3 separate regions of the Homo sapiens genome follow, and regions 1 and 2 are each linked to region 3. The links are chromatin loops, found by intact Hi-C in ENCODE. Cell type or tissue: mammary epithelial cell. All regions are shown on one strand.

Region 1 (5,000 bases), 460 kb after region 3:
ACCTTTGTACTTGCTGTTTTCTCTGCTTACAGCATTCTCCTCCCAGACCTGTACATGCTGGCTTCTTGTCATCATTGGGCCCTAACTCAAAAGTGACACTTTAACACCTCATCTCACAGCAGCAGTTTTTTATTATTCAGACAAAAGTAGTTCTCCATACATTATCAATTACATTAACCTGTTTTCTTATCTTCATGTGACTTATCACTATCTTAATGTATGTTGTTTAAGTATTGCCTGTTACTTCCCTCATCCCACACTCTTCTGTTCCTACCTATCTGGAATGTAGGTCCATATAGCCAGACCTTGTCTGTTCTGATGACTTCCATAATCCCTTTGTCTAGAACAATAGCAGGTGCTCAGTAATATTCGTTGAATGGATGGATACATTTATATGTACAAAGAACTAGAGATGAATAGCAGCAGCAAAGAAATCAGTTGTTGGAAGTGATGTTATGGATAACCAAAAAATTTATTTAATTCAATAGCCAGTTGATTTTATGATAGCAAAGTGCCTATGACCCCAAAAAAGTTAACACCTAAAGTGCTGTCTGTTGTAACAGTAGCAGTAACTGGTTATAGCTACCTAAAGCCAAGAACCTGAAGGGATAGGACATGCATAAGGCTTAGGGAGAACAGAGTTTTCAAATTTAACTTGTATTACAGTTAAGGGAGAACATCTGAAATACAAACTTGACTGTTTAACAGAGCAATAGATACATCCCTGAGATAGAAGCAGTCTCCAGGCTGGTGGAAAGAGGCCATTCACATACTTTTAGAACAACCCATTGGCCTGAGGGCCTATACTAATGAAAAATTTCACATTCCAATTTGTTTTTTGTCTGTGAAGTGGGTATGTCATTATTTAAGACATGCTGGAGATGAGCTAAGGCAAGCATTTGTTTAATAAAGGCCCTAAGTAACAACGTTCCTCATTTCATCTTCTTCTGACCTTTTCAAAGACATCCTTCAAAGCTGTTCTCTCTGAGGCTGTATTTACCCCATATTAAATGTCTCTCTGAGTAAATTATTTGGGTAAGGGCCAGTCTTCGTGGTGTACTTGCTAATGCAAGACTTTGGAACTATATAAATGACAGGTCTCCTTTGTACAATTGGTTGGAGAAACAACCACCACTCTGACCCCTGGGTGGCAGGAACCATTTTCCATTCTTCGTGTTTTTTTTTTTTTTTTGTAGGAATTTGTATGGAGCTGGGCTTCATTAGACTCTTTTAAATGTACAAAAATGCCAACCACACTTTGCAGACATGATGTTTTCAGGCACTGTAAGTTCAAAAATACCCTTTATTCTTTCCAATTCAGTAAGAAGGCTGTTCCCCATGGAGGTCTAGCCACAAAGCAGGTTTGAAGTGTTCTTTTGTTTGACTTATGTGGAGTTACCGGTGAACTAGTTATAGAAGCCCCTCCACCTTTTTCTCTATATTTGGGGTGAGGAAATTGAATGAGAAGAACAAAGCTAAAGTTGTCTTCCTTTCACTCTTTCTTATGTCCAAAGGATTAGATTTTACTTAGATTTACACAAATACAGAAACTGATTTTCACCTTGATGATAAAAATAAAAGAAAAATGAGTGTGTACAGATTAGATTTATTGGCTGAAAAAAAAAACCTTTTGATTGTGTGGTGAGACTGTTTGTATTCTAGTAGAAGTACCTATCCACCTGAAACAATAAGCACAGGATTTTACCTGTGCAACAGTGTGGTGATTTATAAATTATTTTTGGTTTAGCTCAATATTATACTCAGTTTTACACAAAGCAGAGATAATAATGCGCATATTTTCCCATGCTGTTCGGGAGACAGGTAACTTTTAACTGTTACATATCTGAGACAGCATGGAAACTATTGAGAACGGGGTAATTTCATATAGCCATTGTCACTTTATACATGTTGAAAAATAACGTTGATAATAAGTGGAAAACTTGAACTAGAAATCAAGTAACAGAAAAAGGAATTCAATAAAATGAGTATGGAATTATACATCAGAAAACTTTGACTCATGGCTCTGTTTCTCTCTAGCTGTGGAATGTCAGGCAAATCTTATGTTCTCTATAGACCTTTATTCAAACATTCACTCAGTAGACAATATAAGAAAAAGGTATGAAATTATTTTGAAAAGAAATAAGTGCTATAATATAGAGGGACTAAAGGAGTTGTTCAGTTAAGTAGAAGTGTCTCTGCAACACAACTGCGTTTGTTTTATAGAGATATTTTTATGTGAGGCAATTGCCGTTTAAGAGGTATTTTGGTCAAATATTTGAAACTTACATATAAGGTAAACAAACCCTTATTTGGAAAATAGTTCCTTATAAGGAAAAAGTCCACCTATTTTTCCTTCTTTTTCTTTTATAGCAGATGTGCTAAACATATAGTCTGTACTCACTGCTTCTACTTTCTCAGCGCATTCCCATTCCTCAACATTAGGCAGTCTGGCTACCACTTCCATCACTATTCTTCATTTTCTTGAAACTCATCAGTCATCATCTGATTGTTAAATCTAACAGCCTTTTGTTAAGGCTTTGTACTTTGTATCTACAATAGCATTGCATTTGCTCCCTCCTCCAAGTTCTAATGCCAGTCTCCCTCCCCCTCAGTCAATTCCAGCATTCATTATATCTTCATGTTCTAAAAGGAAAAACAATGATAAGTTGTGGGAAAATGATATAACATGAAACACAATGCTATAAGTTGTGAAACATAAGATAGTCTCTTTGTTCTATAACAATAAAAAATTTGCAGAATATTTATTGATAGAAACTCAGAAAAAGAAGGAACTATGAGTGCCATCTTGTGGCAAAGCATGCCCTATCACATCTGCTTTGACATACCTCATCACCCCTGCAAATATTTTGGCTGTTTTGCCTGTCTCTGTGTCATTTGACACTGAAGGCCACTGTTTTTTGAAGCTTTTTCTTATCTCTAATCTTTTAGTCACTGCAGTAATACTCAGTCATCATCTTTTACACATCTTTTTCATTTTTCAAAATTCAATTTTATATCACATTATTTTTCTTTTTATTTTAATTGACAAATTATAATTATGTATGATAAATATACATACATACTGACCACACTCCAGTACAATGTGATATTTTGATCTGTGTACACATTGTAGAAATATTCAGTAAAGCTAACATATCCATCACCTCATCAACTTATGATTTTTTTGTGGTGAGAACATTAATCTATTCTTTTAGCGATTTTGAAATACACATTGTTATCAATTGTGGTCAGCATGCAGTACAATGGATCACCAAAACTTAATCCTCTGCTCTGAGAGTTTGTACCCTTTGATCAACATATTCCCTTTCCTCATCCCTCCTTCTCCCTCCCAGCCTCTGGTAACCTCCTTTCTAATTTGTTTCTATGAGATCGACTTTTTTAGATTCCACATATAAGTGAGATCATACAGTATTTGTCTCTTTGTGCCTGGCTTATTTCACTTAGCATAATGCCCTCCAGTTCCACCTTCTGAGTTTATATCCAAAGGAATTGAAATTGGCATATTGAAGAGATATCTGCATTCCTGTATTCCTTGCAGCATTATTTACAATAGCCAAGGTATGGAATCAACTTATTTGTCTATCAAGGAATGAATAAATAAAATGTGGCACATATACACAATGGAATATTATTCAGTCTTCTAAAAATAGGAAATTCTGTCAGTCACTTCATTATTTTGAAAGCCACCTCCTTCTTTGTATCTCAATGCTATTACTTTATCTTGGTTCATGGATCATTCTCTGACTTTCTCTCATCTCTTATTGACAATTCCACTTACTTCTCTCCTGACCACTGAGACTCTATCCTGACTCAGCCTTTAGTAGAGCTGACAAATAAACACAGGACACTCAGTTAAATTTGAATTTTAAATAAACAACAAATAATTTGTTAGCATAATTGTGATTCAACTATTACGTGGGAATATTTATATTAATAACTCACTTTGCTATTTATCTGAAATTTAAATTTGAATGGGTGTCTTATATTTATACTTGCTAAATCTGGCAACTCTAGCCATTAGCCTTCTTTTCCCCATTTGTGGTAGATATGGAGATATACTGCTCATATTTCCCTTAAAAAAAGTACTTGCCATCCAGCTATAAGAAATGAGGTCAATAGACAGCTTCCGGCTGTCATCTCCTTTAGGATCTGCCTTATCTGCAGAGAGTAGCCTCATCCAAGGTCAGCCCTACTCAAGACAGCCCACATCAGTGACTGAATGAGATGGGGCTATAAAGGTCCAACTATTTGGGTCTATTTCAGGACAACTCTGACAGGCAGCATTTACTTCACAGTTTTCTACCAGTTTGGCTGAGGTATTTCCAGCCTGCATTGCAATTTGACTTCTTTCTCTAACCAGTCTGCTTCCTTTCAAAGTTGTCGATCCTTAATAAACACCCAGACTCTTACTCAGGATTTGCTCTTGAAAAACCCATCCTGCAACATTCATCCTCTCAAGGAACTCATTCTTATGATTTCAACTACGACTGTTCCAACTATGTTAATGTGTCCCAAGCATGTGTCTCTGGATCTCTCATACTAGCATTCACAGTTCCCCGTAGTACTTCTCCACTTAAGGTCTGACCATTTTTTACACACAGCTAAAGTTACCATCTTTATATTCATTTATCCAACAAATATCTATTGAATGTCTGCCATGTTCCAAGCCCTGTATCACCGGGCTGTAACAAACCAAACAGATACAAATTTCTGTCCTCATGGAGCTTACATTCTACTGGGGAAGAGAGATAATAACATAAATAGGTAAAATTTACTGTAAGTTATAGAGTGACAAGTGCTAAAAAGAAAAAAAAAGTGAGAAGGATAAGAAGTGGATATAGGAGGAGGAGCCAAGATGGCCGAATAGGAACAGCTCCGGTCTACAGCTCCCAGCGTGAGCGACGCAGAAGACGGGTGATTTCTGCATTTCCATCTGAGGTACCGGGTTCACCTCACTAGGGAGTGCCAGACAGTGGGTG
Region 2 (5,000 bases), 200 kb after region 3:
GAGGTGTTGAAGTCTCCCACTATTGTTGTGTGGTTGTCTTAAGTCTTTTTGTGGGCCAAGAAGAACTTGTTTTATGAATCTGAGTGCCCCAATGTAAGTGTGTATATATTTTAGGATAGTTAAGTCTTCTTGTGTGCTTGTAGTCTTTATCATTATGTAATGCCCTTCTTTGCCCTTGTTATTTTATACTGGTTTAAAACTTATTTTATCTGATATAAGAATAACAATTCCTGCTATTTTTTTTGTTTGTTTGTTTTCTGTTTGCATGGTAAATGTTTCTCCATCTTTTTACTTTGAGCCTGTGGGTGTTGTTACATGTGAGATGGATCTTTTGAAGACAGCAAATGGTTGGGTCTTGTCTTCTTATTCAGCTTGCCACTTTATGCCTTTTAAGTGGGGTGTTCAGTTCATTTACATTCAGCGTTACTTTTGAAATGTGAGATTTTGATTCTGCCATTATGTCGTTAGCTGGTTGTTTTGTCAGCTTGATTGTGTGATTGCTTTATAGTGCCTGTGGCATATGTGCTTAAGTGTGTTTATGTGGTAGCAGGTGTTGTTATTTTGATTCCATGTTTAGCATGCCCTTAAGGACCTCTTGTAAGGCTGGTCTAATTGAAATGATTTCTCTCAGTGTTTGCTTGTCTGAGAAGGATTTTATTTCTATTTCACATTTCAAGCTTAGTTTGGCAGGATATGAAATCTTACTTGGAATTTCTTTTCTTTAGGAACACTAAACAGAGGTCCCCTGATTTCTTCTGGCTTTTAAGGTTTCTGCTGAGAAGTCTCCTGTTAGCCTGATGGGGTTTCCTCTGTAAGTGACTTGACTCTTCTCTCTAGCTGCCTTTAAGATTTTTTATTTTGTAGTGAATCTGATGACTATGTGCCTTAGGGATAGTCATATTGTATAGTATCTAGCCAGGGTCCTTTGTATTTCTTGGATTTGCATACCAACTTCTCCAAGAAGATTAGGGAAATTTTCGTGGACTGTATTCTCAAATATATTTTCCAAGTTGTTTATCTCTCTCCTCTCTCAGGAATGCCAGTGAATCATAGATTTGGTCTCTTTACAGAATCTCATATTTCTTGGAGTTTTTTTTATTTTTAAAAATTCTTTCTTCTTTATTTTTATCTGATTGGGTTGATTTGAAGAGCCAGTCTTTGAGCTGTGATTCTTTCCTCAGTTTGGTCTATTCTACTATTAATGCTTCTGATTGTATTACAAAATTCTTGTAGTGAATTTTTCAGCTCTAGAAGTTCAGTTTGGTTCTTTGTTAAAATTACTATTGTATCTTTCAGCTCTTGGATCATTTTACTGCATTCCTTGGATTGGGTTTCAACTTTCTCCTGAATCTTGATGAGCTTCCTTGCCATCCAGATTCTGAATTATATGTTTGTCATTTCATTCACATCCAACTGTTTTTGTTTGTTTGTTTGTTTGTTTTTATGAGATGGAGTCTCACTCTGTCGCCCAGGCTGGAATGCAGTGGTGCAATCTCAGCTCACTGCAAGCTCCTCCTCCTGGGTCCCAGATTCATGCCATTCTCCTGCCTCAGCCTCCCTAGTAGCTGGAACTACAGGTGCCCACCACCACGCCCAGCTAATTTTTTGTATTTTTAGTAGAGATGGGGTTTCACCGTGTTAGCCAGGATGGTCTCGATCTCCTGACCTCATGATCCACCCGCCTTGGCCTCCCAAAGTGCTGGGATTACAGACATGAGCCACCATGCCCGGCCTCCAGCTGTTTAAGAACCATTGTTGGGGAGCTAGTGAACTTATTTGGAGGGAAGGGGACACTGGCTTTTTGAATTGCCAGAGTTCTTACGCTGATTTTTTCTTATTTCGGAGGGTCGGTGTCCCTTTAACTGTGGTGTAAGTTGAGTATAGTCAGTTGGCTTCGTTTCTGGATGTTTTTAGTGGGTCAAGGCTCTGTGTGGGGTCTGTTTGTGGCTGAATTCTTGTCCTTAGTTTCACAGGGATGTATATTAGCAAAATATTTTTGGTGGTGTTGTTTGGACTGTGATCCAGTAGATGGCGCTTAAGGCCAATAGACTTAGTCTTGTGGCTCTTTTATAGTTTCTGACATTTGCAGCCCTGCTCTGTATTGCAGTGTGGAGAGAGGTGACCCCCTCAGCAGGTCCACTCCTAGGCCTCTGGAGAGTCCCCTCTGATCACTGGGACTGCACCTTCATTTCTTTTGTTGAATGTTAGGTGAGGGGCCACGGGGCTCTCTCTGGCAGAGGCAGTGGCAGAGATAAGCCACACCTTTCTCGGTGGGCCCTTCCGAGGGAGGCATGCACTGCTCCCACGGCAGTCCACAAGCCAGCCAGACTCACCCTTTTTTGTGCTCTGAGTGTGCACTGCTCTCCGGCTCCAGTGCTGGTCATAGATCTTGGCTCAGCACTCCCAAGCTTTGCACTGCAGCCCTGTGGTGAACTCAGGCTTTTTGTTCCCCCTTATATTGGGGGCAGCAGGAATGGGGACCGTAGTGGTTGGTATGGCAGAGGGACTGTCTGGGAACTCCACCCCAGAGAAATGCCTCTGGGAATTCCACCCCAGAGAAATGCAGAGCTGCTTCTGCCAGTTGGGATAATCAGCTGTGGGTGGGCAGCTGTGCTGTGGGCCCAAGCCAGGGACGCCTTGTCTGGCCAAGGGTGGGGCAGGGGTCAGGAGTTTACATGGAACACAGTCTGGCCTCTTCTCCATAGGACGGCTGTCGTGGTGTGCTGTCGGTGCAGGAAAGTAGTCAGGCTCTTGGTTTCCTCCCTAGCCTGTTGGGAGGAAGGGCAGGGACCAGGGCAGAAGCAATAGGAGAGGGCCTGCCAGTTGTCTCTAGGGACTTCCACCCCAGAGAAACACTGAACTGAAGTGATCAGGTGGGAGTGTGGTGGCTATGACTTGGGTTTTTATACCTAAAATTAAAAACTATACATGTGAAGGTCTGTGTGTACAAATATGTGTGTATGTAATATGTGTGAGGAGCAGTGAACCATATGGAAAACTGTCCAGCTGTCTTTTCATATGGTAGCTGCAGCATGTTGGAGGCTTGTGACTGTTCTCAGGCTCTTAGCTCCCTTCCCAGCCTCAGGGTAGCAGGGACTATAGAGGCAATCACAACGGGCCTGTCGGTTATCTCTGTGAGCTCCATCCCAGAGAAATGCAGGGCCAGAGTGCTTAGGTGTGGGTGGGATGACTACACTGGGGGCCCAGGCCAGTTGGCTGTTCCTGGTGAGGTGCAGCAGAGGTGAGGCCTGCAATCCGTGCACTCCTCAGCACTATGGATGCGGCCCCTACCCTAAGGGCACATGAGAGTGCCTGGCCTCTGTTGTTGGTGAGGCTAGGGAAGCTGGTGCTGGGGTGTTCAGGAGTCCAAGGCCTGTGGGGCTCAACCTGGGTTTGAGTGGGTAGTTCTGTTCAGACTCCAGGCAGCTCTCTGTGTTAGTTTGGAGTCCCAGAGGGATTGGGGGTTGGGAGGATTGCCCATACCCAAGATTGCAAAGATCCATGGCAGAAGTATGGGTCCCCAGGGGCTCTCACTCATTCACCCTTCCCTAGAGGTAGGGAGCCTCCCCTGGTTCTGCTGACAATCCTGGGTGGGCAGCTGTTCTGCCTCGCTCCTCTCTGCTCCTTGTGGGTTGCTGTTGCATCCTTTATGAATCTCAATGTGGCCTCCTGGATGATCCACTTGAAGAGCCTGTTTACTCACCACTCTGTTCTCTGTGAGAGCAGTGTGCACTAGCTACTTCTAGTAAGCCATCTTGGAACTTCCTTTGGGAATTAGTACATAAAAAAGGTTGTGACATTTCAGATCAATGTGCTGAATACTTGACTATGCAATTTTTTTTTTTTTTTGAGATGGAGTCTCGCTATGTCACTCAGGCTGGAGTGAAGTGGCGCGATCTCTACTCACTACAAGCTCCGCCTCCCAGGTTCATGCCATTCTCCTGCCTCGGCCTCCGGAGTAGCTGGGACTATAGGCACCCGCCACCACACCTGGCTAATTTTTTTGTATTTTTCGTAGAGACAGGGTTTCACTGTGTTAGCCAGGATGGTCTCGATCTCCTGATCTTGTGATCCGCTCGCCTCGGCCTCCCAAAGTGCTGGGATTACAGGCGTGAGCCACTGCACCTGGCTTGGCTGTGCAATTTTAAGAATGTAAATTTAGATTTTATTTTCTATTTCATATCACATATAAATTCCAGATGAATTAAGAATCTAAATAGAGTTCCTTTTGTAACTATAGAGATGTTACTATACTATAGAGATGTGGAAGTTTTTTTTATTTTTGGGTATAAATATTCAAGTCATAAAACATTGAAATAATGACATAAATGAGCGGCAGATTTGATTGCATAAAAGTACACTTCAGTTTTACAAAATGATATGTAAAGTTAAAATGATATGTAAAGTTAAAAGATGAAAAACAGATTAGAAGAAAATGGATACGAATATAGAAGACAAAGTGTTGGTGAACATGTGTCAAAATGGACTCTACTGGTGAGAATATAAATTGGTATACAAATTAAGAGATACACTCTTAATAATCCTAAATCTAGGACTCTATTTCATAGAAAAGTACCATGAGTATATTAATATACATTTTCTTTATAGCATACTTTAAAATGACAAAATATTAGAAATAATTAAATGTGCATTAATAGAGTAACGATTAGGTAAATTTTGGTATATCCATTCAATTGAAATACATACAACTATTAAAAAGAATGCAGTAGAACTATATGTGCTGATATGGAAAGATGCCTGTGATATATTTTAAAATGAGAAATGCAATTTGAAGAATTATCTGTGTAGCATTACCCGACCTCTACAAAAAGAAAACTGTACCTATGAAGGTCTATGTATACAAATATGTGTGTATGTAATCAATAATCTATCTGGATAATCATAGAAAAATTATGGAAGAGTGAATATTATACAGGCAACAGCAGTTACATATAGTTTTAAGGGATGAAGGTAGACATTTGTACTTGAAAATCACTTTC
Region 3 (5,000 bases):
CAGGGCTCAGCTCCCATGGCTGGTCTCAAGGGCTGGTGTTGAGTGCCTGCAGCTTTCCCAGGCACACTGTACAAGCTGTTGGCGCATCTACCATTCTGGGGTCTGAAGAACAGTGGCCCTCTTTTCACAGTTCCACTAGGAAGTGCCCTAGTGGGGACTCTGTGTGTGGGATCCAACCCCACATTTCCCCTCCACACTATCCTGGTAGAGGTTCTCCATGAGGGCTTCACCCCTGCAGCAGACTTCTGCCTGGACATCCAGGCATTTCCATACATCCTCTGAAATCTAGCTCAAGGTTTCCAAGCCTCAGCTCTTGCCCTCTGAGCATCCGGAGGCTTAACACCACATGAAAACTGCCAAGGCTTATGGTTTGCACCCTCTGGAATAGGAGTCTGAGACCTATCTGGGGCTCTTTTAGCCATGGCTTGAGCTGGAGGGCTGGGATGCAGGGAGCAGCGTCCTGAGGTTGCACAGGGCATTGGGGTCCTGGGTCTGGCCCACAAAACCATTCTTCCCTCCTAGGCCTTGGGGCCTGTGAGGGGAGGGGCTGCCACAAAGGTCTCTGAAATGCCTTTGAGGCATTTTCCCCATTGTCTTTGCTATTAACATTTAGTCCTTTTTACTTAGGCAAATTTCTGTAGCTGGTTTGAATTCTTCCCCTGAAAATGGTTTTTCTTTTGTACCACATGGCCAGGCTGCAAAATTTCCAAACTTTTACACCTCCCTTTTAAATATAAGTTCCAGTTTTACATCATTTTTTTGCTCATGAGTGTGCATAGGCTACTAGAAACAGCCAGGCTACATCTTGAATGCTTTGCTGCTTAGAAACTTCTTCCACTGGATACCCTAAATCATCACTTTCAAGTTTAAAGTTCCACAGATCCCTAGGGCAGTTGCCCAATGCCTCCAACCTCTTTGCTAAAGCATAGAAAAGTGGCCTTTTCTCTAGTTCCCAATAAGTTCCTCCTCTCCATCTGAGACCATCTCAGCCTGGACTTCATTGTCCATATCACTATCAGCATTTTGGTCACAACATTTTAACAAGGCTCTAGGAGGTTTCAAACTTTCCCTCATCTTCCTGTCTGCTTCTGAGCCCTTCAAACTGTTCCAACCTCTGCCCATTATCCAGTTCCAAAGTCACTTCCACATTTTCAGATATCTTTATAGCAGTACCCTGCTCCTGGTACCAATTTTCTGTATTAGTCATTTTCACACTGCTATAAAGAAATACCCCAAACTGGGTAATTTATAAATAAAAGAGGTTTAGTTGGCTCATGGTTCTACAGGCTGTACAGTAAGTATGGCTGAGAAACCTTAGGAAACTTACAATCATGGCAGAAGTGGAAGTAGGCATGTCTTACATGGCTGGAGCCTGGGATAGAGAGAGAAGGGGTAGGTGCTACACACTTAAACAACCCAATCTCATGAGAACTCACTGAGTGTCATGAGAACAGAAAAGGGGAAATCCACCCCCATGGTCCAATCACCTCTCACCAGGCTCTTCCTCCAACATTGGGGATTAGAATTCCACATGAGATTTGGGTGGGGACACAAATCCAAACCATATCACCAACTCTTTACTTTAAGCCTATGGGTGTCATTATGTGTGAGATGTGTGTCTTGAAGAAAGCAGATGGATTGGTCTCATTTTTTAAAAAAATCAAATCACCACTCTGTGTCTTTTAAGTGGGGCATTTAGACCATTTATATTCAAGGTTAATATTGATATGTGAGGTGTTGATCCTATCATGACATTGTTAGCTAGTTGCTTTGTAGTTTCTATTGTGTGGTTGCTTTATAGGATCTATGGGTTATATACTTAAGTGTGTTTTTGCGGTAGCGGGTATCATGTTTTCATTTCCATGTTCAGAACTTCCTTACTTTTAAAAATACATAGTAAAGCTGGAATGAACTTAGGTTTGACAGCAGAACTAATTCTTTTCATGTTGCAGTAAACTGCCTTACTAAGATTGTTTTCCTGGGAAGTGATCTTTACCAAAAGGTTTAAAAATGTCTTATGGAAGTCTTTAAAGGAGATTATATGTTTATCTAATTGGGGAAATTAAGATAGTTTATCTTTGTGAGTCTTAACTGTATAGCATTCTGTGACATTTACAGTGGCGATGGAAGGGTATGTGTGTATGCTTGTGTGTTCTTGATTTTCTTAAATGACATGAAATCTTGTAAGAAAGATACTTCCTACTCTCTAAAACTAGGGTCCTGAACTATATGATTTCTAAGATTTCTTCAAGCCCAAATATACGATTATGGGTATGATTATTTTTGTTTTTGAGAACAGATTGTGAGGTAGTTGGGGGAATTTCAAACATTTCCACCAGCAGATGGCACTCTAGCATTTCTACAGCAGGCAACCCTTAGCTATTACTAAAGTAGAAGCTAGGCAAAACTGGACACATAAAAAGAAAAACAGTATGAAATATTTTAGTAATTATTGTGATGCAAAATTACATATGTATCAAGTAATAGGCTTCTATATATACAAATTGATTTTTTTTTTTTTGAGATGGAGTCTTGCTCTGTTGCCAGGCTGGAGTGCAGTGGTGTGATCTCGGCTCACTGCAACCTCTGCCTCCCTGGTTTGAGCAATCCCCCTGCCTCAGCCTCCTGAGTAGTTGGGACTAAAGGTACGCTCCACCACACCTGGCTAATTTTTTGTATTTTAGTAGAGACGGGGTTTCACCATGTTGGCCAGGATGGTCTCGATCTCCTGACCTCAGGTGACCCGCTTGCCTTGGCCTCCCAAAGTGCTGGGATTACGGGCATGAGCCATCACGCACGGCCACAAATTGATTTTAAGTCATAATCCCTTATTGTGCTCCACAGCACCTTTCACCACATTTTTATTATAGCACTTATCAAATGGATTTGTTAGCCTGTTCATTCTTCCAGGTACACTGTGAGGTTTCCAAGGGCAAGGATATTCTTATTCCTCTTTGGATCTCAAGGTGGCAGGAGGACACAATACCCGGTCCATTGTCAGACCTCAATAAATATTTCTTGTATTTTCCCCCCCATAATTGGTTAAGTATTGCCTTGAATGTAAGAGACTGTTTACGAACATTGGTCCATGAAAAGTCTTTTTGTTTTATTTTCTTTTTCTTTCAACAACTATCTTATAGGCATCAACTCTAATGCATTTGATGTATGTCCTTTGATGTTTTTGTATCCTTGTAAAATATATTGTTTAACATATGTGTTTAATTTGCACTAACATTTTGCTATAGGTATCATTCTGGTTTTGCGTGTTTCTCACCTATCATTGTATTTAAAACCTATTTTATGTACATATGTATGTGTGTACATTTAGTTCATTGCTTCTAACAGTTGTCCTCATTTTACCTATCTATTTCCTTTATGATGGACATCTAGGTGTCTCCAATTCCTCACTATTAAACTCAGCGCTTTACTGACCATCTTCATTCAAATGTTTTAATGGCCTTTTTGCAAATTTTACTACTGGAGTTTATGCCCAGCAGTGGGATTACTGGCTCTTAGGGAATATACATATTTAATTTCACTAAGTATTGCCAGATCAGTCTCCAGAGTGGCCCAATTACTTTATACTTCCATCAGCATGCAAGAAGTTTCCCATTTTTCTACATTCACAATTAGCGTTATTCAGTATTTCAAATTTCCTAATCAGATGGTATAAAGTGAAAATATTTATTGAATGAAAGAATGATCAGTTTGAGAATCTGTTAAAGCTAGTAGGATGTATGGTATTTACTTGCATAATTTTCCCCCTTAGGGGATGGTCCCTCTCTATCTGAACTTTCACTTTCTAAATTAGGTGTAGAATAGATTCCAATAATTTTTTTGAGATATCCCTTAGAATCTGACCTATTTCTCCTCATTACCTGAAACCTAGGAATCAAATAGATTAAATAATGTGGTATCCTTTGTCATCTAAATTTGCTCTCTGAAATTAGAAACCAAATAGAATTGTGTAGTGAGGGATCTGGAATATTCTCAGGCCCTACTCCAAATAAATTATTAAAAAGCTCCTCAGATGATTTTAATGTGCAGCCAGGGGTGAGAATCCCTGACCTAGGCTTGCACGTTATTTTCATTTCTACTTGAAAGGGGAAAAGACTATTTTTAAGTATTTCAGCACAGGAAATACTATTTTATTGTGTGGTCCAGGCTTCAGAAAATCAAAAGAAGAATTTAAAATTTAAGTGTCTGATCAAAATTAAATATACTTCCCAAGAGTCATCAGCATGTCAATATCTCTAGATAATGAAAAGGACTAGAAGTATTAGAAAATTTGGTGACAGGGCTGATAAGGTTTAATATAACTAGTATTGAATTAAGGAAGTTCTTGGATCTGCTTATGTGGGGACAAAACTACTCCAAAGAATTAGGGGTCTAGATGTTAATTCAAGCAGAAGTAAAATATTCTATTGAGTAAGTATGTACTACTAAAGTCTGTCAGCTGATTTTGATTATTGAGTAGTGGAATGAATCAGTGGTAAGCCTTCTGTTATAAACATTTGCTTAACTCTCCTTATAATGAACTAAACATATTAGAGTATTTAAAAAGGTCAAAGTCTCATGCCTGTAGTCACAGCATTTGGGAGGCTAAGGTGGGAGGATTGCTCTAGCCCAAGAGTTTGAGACCAGCCTGGGCAACATGGTGAGACCCTGCCTCTACAAAAAAAAAAAAAAAAAAAAAAATCCAGGCATAGTTCACACCTGTGGTCTCAGCTACACAAGGCTGCTGAAGTGAGAGGGTTGCTTGAGTTTAGGAAGTAGAGACTGCAGTGAGCCATGATCACACCATTGCGCTCCAGCCTGGGTGACAGAGTGAGACCGTGTCTCAAATAATAATAATAATAATAATAATAATAATAATAATAATAAAAGAAATAAAAATAAAAAGGTCAAAGTATGCCATTAGCCTAGAGAACAAAAGAAAATACCGTTGTAGGCCGGGCGTGGTGGCTCACGCTTGTAATCCCAGTACTTTGGGAGGCTGA

The links. Peaks named below come from ENCODE experiments on the same cell type or tissue, not always from the same donor. Only the 100,000 strongest peaks of a DNase experiment are listed, where the experiment ranks them.
Region 1: it touches region 3 in a loop (8-fold over the local background); 19 of 110 quality-filtered maps call a loop at or near these places.
Region 2: it touches region 3 in a loop (2.7-fold over the local background); 3 of 110 quality-filtered maps call a loop at or near these places.

Annotation. Positions count from the first base shown.
Region 1 is chr10:98,788,833-98,793,832 of GRCh38, reverse strand. The region is part of intron 3 of HPSE2 (heparanase 2 (inactive)); the gene reads left to right. Among named protein-coding and RNA genes, the nearest start is that of MIR6507, 130 kb to the left of the region's middle. In mammary epithelial cell, a CTCF peak has its summit at 2,815 (motif pointing left); no DNase peak of the experiment used is centred here.
Region 2 is chr10:99,039,936-99,044,935 of GRCh38, reverse strand. All of the region lies in intron 3 of HPSE2 (heparanase 2 (inactive)), which reads left to right. Among named protein-coding and RNA genes, the nearest start is that of MIR6507, 120 kb to the right of the region's middle. In mammary epithelial cell, a CTCF peak has its summit at 2,021 (motif pointing right); no DNase peak of the experiment used is centred here.
Region 3 is chr10:99,244,267-99,249,266 of GRCh38, reverse strand. It overlaps a transcript of HPSE2 not described here. Among named protein-coding and RNA genes, the nearest start is that of HPSE2, 11 kb to the right of the region's middle. In mammary epithelial cell, a CTCF peak has its summit at 2,341 (motif pointing right); no DNase peak of the experiment used is centred here.